2 separate regions of the Homo sapiens genome follow, and region 1 is linked to region 2. A link is a loop called in an ENCODE intact Hi-C map of the cell type or tissue named here. Cell type or tissue: sigmoid colon. All regions are shown on one strand. Links, peaks and the distances in the headings refer to the core of each region. The heading gives the core; the rest is flanking DNA.

Region 1 (5,380 bases), core at 189-5,188, 1.4 Mb before region 2:
GGGCATTACCGATCTGTATGCGTAAGTGTTGCCAAGAGAAAGGAAGGATGATGGTTAGCTTACCTGCATCTTAAGCCATGCAGTGAAAAAGGTTCAGGGTTTTCTTAACCAGAAATGGTCTGAATGTTTAATAAAGGTAAACATTTATTATTTAGTGTTTTATATCATGTGGCAATTTTAGCTGATGTGGGATCTGACTCTTGCCAACCAATTTGAGTCTGTTAATGGCTGTTTGTTGTATTTTTTATTTTCTGTTTTCACAGAGACCATATTGCCCAGGCTGGAGTAGAGTGGTGCAATCATTGAATCACTGATCACTGTAGCCTCAGACTCCTGGGCTCAAGTGATCCTCCCACCTCAGCCTTCCCAGTAGCTAGGACTACAGGCAAGCACCACTATGCCCAGCTAATTAATTTTTTTTTTTTTTTTGTAGAGATGGGGTCTCACTATGCTGCCGAGGCTGGTCTCAAACTACTAGGCTCAAGCTATCCTCCTGCCTTAGATTCCCAAAATGCTGGGATTACAGGTGCGGACCACCTTGCCTGGCCTGTTTTCTTTTTGATACTTGGGGTGGACCAAAAAAAATCAATCATTTTCATTAAATTCAGTTGTGTGCTTGCCTTCAGATTTCCCTGGAAGCATCCACTGTCAGCCTCGAGGGAATTAATAGACCTACACCCTTGGGATAGATCAATGTGCCCTGAAAAATGTGTCTGGTTTGTTGTAATGCCACACTGGAAATAACAGAAAGGCTGTTTATATAGACAGTGGTCCAAGGAAGAAAGTGGGTCTGGATGAATGGCATCTGCTTATGTCCTGGTCTTGGTTACAAGACAGGCATCTCATCATTCCAGCCATTCTGCCTGCAGTCAGGATCTGTGGAGGACCCAGTGCCTTCAGAAAAGGTTAACAGAAGCTGCAAGAGGGCTCATCCATGAGTCTTCTCCGTTAAGCACATAATTCAGCTCATTAGACTTCAGGTTTCAGAATCGTGGTCTTTTTGTGATCTAAATAAGTTATGGTCTCTCTAATTGGACAGGATGTAGGGTGTTTTTGACAGCCACTGTTATTTTGCTCTTAAATACATACCAACAGGCTATTAATAAATAAATAAATTTAATATTAATTAATAATTAAAAATCATTAATAATTAATAAATAAATTATTTATTAATAATTAATAAATTATTAATAATTAATAAACAAATCACTTATTAATAAATTATTTATTATAATTAATAAACAAGTTATTTATTAATAGATTATTTATTATAATTAATAAATAGATTATTTATTATAATTAATAAATAGATTATTTATTATAATTAATAAATAGATTATTTATTATAATTAATAAATAGATTATTTATTAATAATAAATAATCTATTTATTATATATAAGAATGAATTAACAAAAATTCTCTGTGGCCATTGGTTTCCTGGTAGAACTCCCTCTTTTTCTTGTATCTACAGGAAATGTCTTTCTAGCTTGTGTGTATGTCTGCCAGGCTTGCCAGTTCGAAGTCGGCCATGGGAGGGGTTGTGTTCAGAAGCACACACCATGTGACCTGTCAGGCAGATCAAAGCAGGGATTTCAGGGCTGACTACAAGGGGAAATGGTTAGTAATTAATAAAAGGATGTGGAATTGGTCATGTTGACTGAAAGAGCCCAGAACCTTGGCGAAAGGCTCCCGGAGGCTGCCAAGATAATAAGAGTGGCTGAGCTGAGTTATGTATGGGTGAAGCTCACGGGTGTTAATGCCACTGGGTGAGGGGAGTGGTGAGGGGTGGAATGAGAGGTTTACAAGCTTGACGGATCTCACCCAGGCCCAGGCCTCACTGATTGTAAGAGTCTCTTCAGCTCTGGCCAGAGTTTTGGTTTGTTTTTAAATGGAGCTTTTAGGAGCCATTAAGGACATACAAAAGCTTGATAATGGTGTTTAACTCTGAGAGTCAAGCTGTGGTTTCTCATTGGCCATTTCTGGCTTTTCATGGCTTTATGTAAATATATTTCATTTCCAGATTTAGGATCAAAGAAACCTTTCTCTTGCACTTGCTCATTTTCTTCCCATGTGTGGTCTAATGCATCGATGAAACCAAATAAATCCGCAAGGGATGTGGGAGTCTGCTGGTGTCTCACCATGGCTGTGGCCACTGTACACCTTCTGGTGGTTTGGTGGTGAGGAGTAGCCTGTGGGAAGGGGAGGTGGCATTGATGACGATGTTGGGAAAGAGGGTATGAGAGGTGAGTCACATCTCAGCAAGGGGCTGGTGAGTATGTCTTGGCCTGTCTCAGCTAACAAAGTTGACAGCAGCAAGAGGTGGAAGGTCTGGATGCAGCTGTGTGTGCCTGTATGTGCGTATTCTTGGGAGTTGGCAGACAAATCATGGAACCTCCAAAGAAATTTTCCATTCATTTGTTAGGAGATTTCAGAGCTTATAAACTGCCTCATGGGTTTTGAAGCCATTTCCCCAAGAGGATGATGACGTTTGATCTCTTGTGCAATAGTCATAAATATCTCAGGACGTGATGTCCCTGTAAGGAGTAGATTCTGTTGGTTCCAACCAAGTGTCAGTGCAGTTTCTTAACTTCTCTCTTGTCCTTTGCCCCCCTTCCTTTCTCTTCCACCCTCTACCAACCTCCTGTAAGGTTAGTGCCAGGGACAACATGGCACCAAGTTGGGGAAGCATAGAGAGCCAAGTAGGCAGCCTTGATGGACTTTGCTGGCTCATCTTCAGTGGGTTACAGTGGAGTTTCTGACCTCAGGGCATATTTCAATCTCATGGGTAACATATATTTTGCACATTTAGAATAATTTGATATAAATATGACAGATGTTACGATAATAAGCAATATGAGCACTTGCTAATTATTCTTTGTCTTCATCTGTAATTTCAAAATGCAAAAGGGGTTGCAAGACTGATGTGGAGAGTGATAAATGGCCAACAAATGCTTGCTGGGTGCCATAAAGTTCTCTTTATGAAGAGAACTCCACACGCCTGTTATATCATTTGTCACATCATGCCACATAGTAGCACCCCAAAACTCAGTGACTGCAAAGGAGAACTCATTGTGGCTGCACACCCGTGGTGGGTGTGGCTGGGTGGTCCTGCTCCAGGCATCGCTCATTCTCTGCCTGGGGTTGGAGGTTAACCACGGGGTTAGCAGTGGCATGCTCTTCTGGTGGAGAGGTTTGGGAGGCAAATGGGAAAACAAAAGGCTGCTTCAGGTCTGGGCTGCCCTGGCAAACTCTCCTTCTGCCCACATGCCATCAGCTGAAGCAAGTCACATGGCCAAGCTGAAAGTCAAGGGGAAATAAAATGCATTCTTTGCACGATGAGGCTGGGCAAGGGTATAGACACAGAGAGAGGCTGAGATGGGGGCCAATCCTTCGGACCACAGTCTCTCTCTCCTTGCTCATTTTGGCAGATACATCACCTTACCGTTGTCAGGGATGGCTTCTATGAGGAGATGACATTTAAATTGAATTCTGGTGGGTCGTGGTGGCTCACGCCTGTAATACCAGCACTTTGGGAGGTCAGGGTGGGTGGATCACTTGAGGTCAGGAGTTTGAGACCAGCCTGGCCAATATGGTGAAACCCTGTCTCTACTAAAAATACAAAAATTAGCTGGGTGTGGTGGTGTGAGCCTGTAGTCCCAGTTCCTTGGGAGGCTGAGGCAGGAGAATGGCTTGAACCCAGGAAGCAGAGGTTGCAGTGAGCCGAAATTGTGCCACTGCACTCCAGCCTGGGTGACAGAGTAAGACTCTTCTCAAAAAGAAAAAAAATAAATAAGTTGAGTTCTGCATGACAGGAAAGAATCAGTCACTCAAAACCTGTGGAAAGAGATTTCTAGGTAAGGAGAACAGCAGGTATAAACATCCTAAGGGAGGAGCAACCTCTCCAGAAATCTCCAGCTTCCAAAGGTGGCCTTCCACGATGCTCCTACCTGCACTTTTCCTGTGTTTTGAAGGGAAACATTCTCCCTCAAATTTTTAAGAGCCTGTGAGTGCAGTAGCAAGGCCAGCTTCCAACAGGATTGGTTACTTATCTATTTATTAATAGACCTTATTTTTTAGACCAGTTTAAGTACACAGCAAAACCGAGAGGAAGGTGCAGAGATTTCCCACACACCTCAGGCCCCACACATGCATGGCTTCCCCAACTAGAAACATCCCTCATCAGAGTGGTGCATTTATTCCAATTGATGAACCTGCATTGCTACATGTCCATCACCCAGAGCCCGTGGTTTACTCTAAGTTTCACCCTCCACATTGTACATTCTGTGGGTTTGGACAAACATATAAAGACACAGATCCACCATTACAGTCTCATGCAGCATAGTTTCGCTGCCCCAAATATCCACCAATTAATTTTAAGTGCAACAAAACCTCACAAACATCATGGACATAGCAAAAGAAGGACAAAGGAAAGCAGCCAGTGCAGCGTCTCCACTTTTTCTTTCTTTAAGATCATAAAGGTCTTTGACGCATGGAAGGCAGGCTTTTATTAACTAGGCACTTGTATCATAAACATGATTTCCAGACTAGCAGGAAAGTCCCAGAATTCTGAGTCATTGATGTTTGAATAGATGTTTTGTAAGGCTAAGAATTTACTTTCACAAATAAAGCATTGATGAACTCAATAGTGGCTTGAAATGAACCGGGAAAGTTTTATGCTGTGCACTCGGCCTTTGGAAGACAGTGCCATGATTTATAACAATTTCTCCCGCTTAAATCTGTATTCATATTCAAGAAAATCTTCTCTCTTTTTGGCCACCCATTGTGGTCAATGCCCAGTATGAAGGAGACCTATGTTTGCAAATAGAAAAACAATTAAGCACAATTTAACATGGAGAAACAAGATATTCACCTGATATGTGCTAGGTATCTGCCCTTGGATCACGGGATGTGGGGCTGCAGTGGTGTCTTCTCTCATAATGACAGTTACGATATAAAACAATGAGGAAGAATTCTGTTCGTGAAATACAGTTTTTTCAAGAGTAAGATCAGTATGGTTTATTCCGTGTTCTGGGCTGCTGGTAGCACAGCTGGGATATTTTAACACATTTGTGGGACTTCAGTAATAGAAAGGTGTAGAAGCAGAGCTGGAGAGAGATCAGAGAAGGGCAGAGAATCTGGTATTTGATGCTGCAGGCTCTGATGTATATTCATAAGAACTAAATACCTTGTGTGGACTTTGACTTAGCAACAGCAAATGGTGGGAAACACGAGCTATCTGCACACAGTTGAACAGAATGTGATGAGAAAGAGAATAATTTGCCTTGATATAAAGAGCTGGAGTTGGGTTGGGGACTCAATGGGTAGAAGTCAGGGAGATAGAAGAGCCTCCTTGCAGAAATAAGGTCTTAGAACTTCAAA
Region 2 (5,380 bases), core at 249-5,248:
TCATGTTGAGTGCAGGTTTTAGAATGCTTCTCAAGAGCTCTAATGAGACTATATTAGTCCGTTTTCACACTGCTGATAAAGACAAGACATACCCAAGACTGGGAAGAAAAAGAGGTTTAATTGGACTTACAGTTCCACATGGCTGGGGAGGCCTCAGAATCACGGCGGGAGGTGAAAGACACTTCTTACATGGCGGCAGCAAGGGAAAATGATGAGAAAGCAAAAGTGAAAACCCCTGATAAACCCATCAGATCTCGTGAGACTTATTCACTATCACGAGAATAGCACAGGAAAGACTGGCCCCCCATGATTCAATTACCTCCCCCTGGGTCCCTCCCACAATATGTGGGAATTCTGGGAGATACAATTCAAGTTGAGATTTTGGTGGGGACACAGCCCAACCATATCAGAGGTCTTGCTGTGGGTCTTGCTCTGCTTTCTTCAGATCACTGACATCCAACCAGCAAGCAAGAATCAGGAATATACTTGCCTCCAAAACCACAAGGAATATACAAGTAGGAAAGTCAGCTTTTTAAATACTTGCTTTGGATCCGTTTTTATTCTCAGTGGGGAGAATCACTATTTATAAAGTAAATTCATTTGCATAGGACCTTTAGAAATGCAAGTTCACGTATAATAGACATGCAGTCAAAGACAGACTCTCTTAGCAAGAATTGTCAGATAAGCAGATGAGGAGGCATTGATATGAGCATAAGGCAGTCTTACCCTATGGGTACAGGGACAGGTGTCCCAGGAAACCCTGTGCTTTGCCCTGTTGGCCAACCAGAGTGTCCAAGTGCCACTAAGGATTCCTGCTACTCAGCAAGACGCACTTTGGAAACTCAAATCTGCTCCATACCTCTCACATTTTAGCCAAGGAAAACCAAGGTGGCAGATCCTAAGTGCCCTCCCCCTGATCCAGGGCTCTGGTACAATTTGTGAACCAGTGATTTTTTTGCCAGAGAACATGCATTCCAGTCTCCCTACAAAGTGGCAGCCACCATTTTGACCGGCTCTTACTCCTGATCTAAAAATGGAAGTGCTCAAGTTTACTAAATTCAATTCAGATAGATAGAACCGATCAATTCAAAGGCAGATATAGAATTACATGTTTTTGGGCAATCTAGTGAAAGATTTATCATTTCTATGAGCAAAGACAGTTGAATAATCTTCAAATACCTCACCGTTCTTTTTTTTTTTTTCCATCCATATAACGAAATCAAAATTGTATATTCGGGTGAGCCCACACTGTTGTCTCAGATGAACAGAGATGTTTGAGATTTGCCCACAAAATTGAGCTGGAACTTTGTGTCATGATTTTAAAAGAGAAAAGAAGACAGTGAAATCAGCCTCTTGTGTCTAAATTAGCCTCTTCTGTCTCTTCTGATCACCTTTTAATGGAATTTGCCCAGGTGCATGCCAGGAGAAGAGAAAAGGGGGAGACAAAGAGTTGGAGAGGGGGAGGGAACATCAGAGAAGTTCCAAGCCCCTCTGGAGGAGTGGAATGCAGGACTGTGTCTGCTCCCCTCACCTCTGTTTCCCCTTAGCCTCTCCTGCCCACCACCACAATCTTCATGTGCCTGCTGGACAGACAAAGGCTCCCTGTACTGAAAATGCAGGACTGCAAGCATACACATTCCCTCTCGAAGCATCATCCAGGATGACCACTTCCCCTTGGTGTTTGATGCATGTTGCATTGTTCAGTATTCTACACTTTTTTGGAATACATGCGTTTATGTCTTTTCAGGTTGGGAGTTATGGATAATTTGGCAAAGCAAACACCATAACTGGTTTCTTACATAACTCTACAGTTGGCAGCAAGGCACAGTGCGTTGAAATTAAGCAACACTCACTCATCCAAAAGGACTTTGCTTTTCCTTTTTTGGAAGGCTAAATGCCCTGCTTTGTTTCTTCCTCTTGCATGTATTTTAAATTATTGGCTGACTTTAATGATTCTTTGAAGTTAATTTTTAAATGTGAATGGCAGGATTCCATTTAACTTCTGGAAGCTTGAGAGCTGTCCCTGTGTGCCCCTAAATCAGAGAATGCTTAAATAACTTGAGTGCTTTTAGGTGATAATAAAATTGGAGAGAGTGAGAAGAACATAGGACCCAGGCTGCCATAGGGATCTAAACTGGTAAAATACTTAGAAGGTTCAAGAGTTGCAACCTTTTGAAAGAACTAGAGTCAGTCTTGCATCGCAGAGCACTTCTCCAAACCAGGCATCTTCCCTGCATCTTCCCTTTCAATTATAGTGTACATTCTTTCCATTTCTTCTTCCTTTCCTTTTTTTTTTTTTTTTTACATTTAGTTTATGAGTCTTTAAGCAGGACCTCTTAACCCATTTATGCCTAGTGTTCCATTATTGGAACGCTAAGCATGTGGGAGTTATTTATATCCTATTGCTCAAGGTCATTGCCAAGGTCTGATGGCAAAAATTCAAAAAATTGCAACCTCTGGCATAAATGGGTTAATGCTTCTTTGCTCAGTTTCAAAGGCTAGATTGCTCAGTTTCAAAGGCTAGTGTTTTTGTATCCTTTGCCTGAATTCAGTAGTGCTTTGAAAATGATCGAAGTGTTTCATATCCCCAGTTCTCAAATTATAATAATGAAGTTTTCAAATGAAAATCCTAGGATTGTTTTAGGTTCTGTTTGCTCCATTCCACTGTGGGATACAAGTAGAAATTGGGACATTCATCCAATAAAATGTCACTGGGGAAAAAAATTTTAACTACACTTCAAAATGATTCCTCTTTTTGTCCTTTAAAATTTTTATTGACCAAGACAGATTTCAAAATGTTTTCTCTAATACCCCAAAGTGAAACTTTGATTGAGGTTTTCAGGAAATTCCAGGGATCAAGTATGTCACCCGGACTTTGGTTTCCAGGTTTCCCAAAGCCTTGAAATTTCCCTACAGTCTAATTGCTGTTTATTGCCACAGACCTTCATCCTTTTTCTTTTGTAACATTTTCCATCTTAAGAAGGGTCGTCCCATTCGGCCGAGGAGCGTGTTGTCTGAGTAGCTGAATGGAATTACTACCAGTGGAAACTATGCTGCAAGAGAGGTTGATAAAGCAGCTGTGAAGCAAACCTCAGCTGTTTTTTCCATTCTCCCCAAGCAAAGTTAATTAGCATAGGGAAAATGACTAAGGTGTTGACGTCACCTCTTTCCAGTAGAAACTTACACTTTGTCCCTGTCTGCCTGCAAGCATGCAGGACTTGACTCAGGAATTTGCTGTCCAAACAGGATGCTGTGGAAGCTGCACTTTTTTTTTCCCCAGGGAGTGGGGGCTGGCCCTTACTGCTTTATAAGCACCAGCTCAAGAAGGAACCTACAGCCTCTTGGAAAGGAATCTCACTAGGGGCTTGACTGCGTGGGTCTGTAGCGCTTTCACTGTAAGAAAGCAAGATGCATTTTAGAAACTTTAACTACAGTTTTAGCTCCCTGATTGCCTGTGTGGCAAACAGTGATATCTTCAGCGAAAGTGAAACCAGGGTAAGGCTTCTAATATAACGTGATTTTCTTTAGTTTTCAAAGCATTATGCTAACTGGGACTATTAACTGAATACTTGGGAGAATGTGGCTCTCTTGTGGGTTTGGGGGTTTTGAAAGAAATCCAAAGTCTTTCGAGCCTTGAAAATCAAAAGCTGTTGCCTGAGGAATTAACTGAGGAAGGAATTTCTAAAGATCTCAATATTTGACAACATCCAGGCCCCTGAACCAACTCACTAGGAAGGCGAGAGTTGGGGCATCGTGTGTTTTTCATTCTGTGTATGTTGTAAGTGAACTTTTCAGAAAGAGGCCTCTTCTGACAGTGAATAGTGTTTTACTTTTGTAGCCAGCGTTGTGAATAATTTCATTTCGTCTTAGGAAATAAATGTTATAAAGATATTTGTATGTTTGTAGTAATTATGAGGGCCTGGCCTCAAGCTCCCAGATTTCTCTAACAAGAGAAAATGCCGCCAGAGCAAATAATAAAACTGGAGAAATTAAGTGTGAGATCAGTGTGCCTCCTGGGCAGCAGCTCTCTTTGATGGTGATTAATATAATCATTTTAATCACTACACTTTTCTTCTTCATTTGATTAAAATGTAAGTTTTTTCATCAGCAGCTATCCGGCTAATTGAGCTTTAATAATACTGTATAGGAATGAATCCTGTATGCTCTATTTGAGGGGTGGTATTTGTGCCTGGTGGTGTTATATGCTTTATATCCAAAGCCATATTGGGACATGCGAAGGTTTCTTTTTTTAAAAAAAATCAAATGTAACTCCATAATTGTATATAATGCTTATGGGCTCGCACCATAGTGTTTGGACTAGATTGCAGAGCACATTCTATGTTTTTAAAGTACTACAAAGTGAGTTCACTTAACATGAGCCTTATGTGAGTAAAATCACTATTTTTTAAATGAAGTAGAGATGCCATCCAAAAGCTATAATAACTAGGTATCAGTTATTAGAACAAATAAGATTCTTTTATAAGAGAAAGGCATCATAGTAATCTAGATTTTAAAGATAATGTGAATTCTCTTTTGTTCTGGTCCTAAGCCCTGAACCTGTATTCTAAAAATATTCTTCAAAGTCATCTCTCCCAAATTCTGAATCATAACTTCAAAACTAAACAGTGGGTCACAGTGCCTATTGATGAGGTCATACAAAATTCCAAATGTACGAAGACACACTTTTGCCAGAAACTTGCCCGTGCTCAAGAGAGGTGGGGAAAAAGAGTGAGAGGCGGCCAGATGAACTCTACCGTCCGCCAGCTCCGCGTTCCTTCGCACGTGCCTCTGCGGGATCCCTCGTGGGAAAGTCTCAGAAATGTCCCTAAACTGAAGAAAAGCCGGGGAATGCAAGGAGAGCAAGGTCGTAGGTTGTTCCGACTGCTCCTTAACGACCTGCCTGGCAGGGACCGACTACCCTGCTCCTACCCGCAGCCCCATGTGGAGCAGGCATCCACCAGTGCCTCCCCGCGCTTGCTAGCAGTGAACATTCCTGAAGACACTCTCCTCTCTTATCCTGAATCCTCGCTCCCACTGCAGAGACACTGCGCCTTCCATAGGTTCTCCAAGGTCCTCAGTGAGCTCTGTCCGCGCTGCCTACCATCCACACCCTGCGCCATCCCCTTCTTCCTGGCCAGCCCCTTCTGCCTTTCACACGGGCTCCCACAAACTGTCCTAAGTGTTTTTGCCTGGTAAAAAGATTCACAAAACCCGGCGACTAGAAGCCCATGCAGTCTTCCTTGGAGCTTTGACTGTCCACCAGTTAAACTCCCTCTCTGAGGAGTTGCAGTGGCCCCCAGCTGCCCCCACCGACAGCCACACTCCAGGACCCAGCCTAGGGGGCTGTCCCCTGAGCAACCTAAGCTTGTAATCCCCCACC

The links. Hi-C counts contacts between places; a loop is a spot of excess contacts. Peaks named below come from ENCODE experiments on the same cell type or tissue, not always from the same donor. Only the 100,000 strongest peaks of a DNase experiment are listed, where the experiment ranks them.
Region 1: a loop joins it to region 2, with 7 times the contacts of the local background. A loop is called at or near these places in 1 of 110 quality-filtered maps.

Annotation. Positions count from the first base shown.
Region 1 is chr21:35,921,993-35,927,372 of GRCh38, reverse strand. No RefSeq gene overlaps it. Among named protein-coding and RNA genes, the nearest start is that of LINC01436, 81 kb to the left of the region's middle. In sigmoid colon, for the core only: no CTCF peak of the experiment used is centred there; DNase peaks (open chromatin) are centred at 1,562 and 2,302; H3K27ac peaks cover 573 bases.
Region 2 is chr21:34,524,778-34,530,157 of GRCh38, reverse strand. All of the region lies in intron 1 of RCAN1 (regulator of calcineurin 1), which reads left to right. Among named protein-coding and RNA genes, the nearest start is that of KCNE1, 15 kb to the right of the region's middle. In sigmoid colon, for the core only: no CTCF peak of the experiment used is centred there; DNase peaks (open chromatin) are centred at 3,027, 3,257 and 4,967; H3K4me3 peaks cover 2,737 bases; H3K27ac peaks cover 2,008 bases.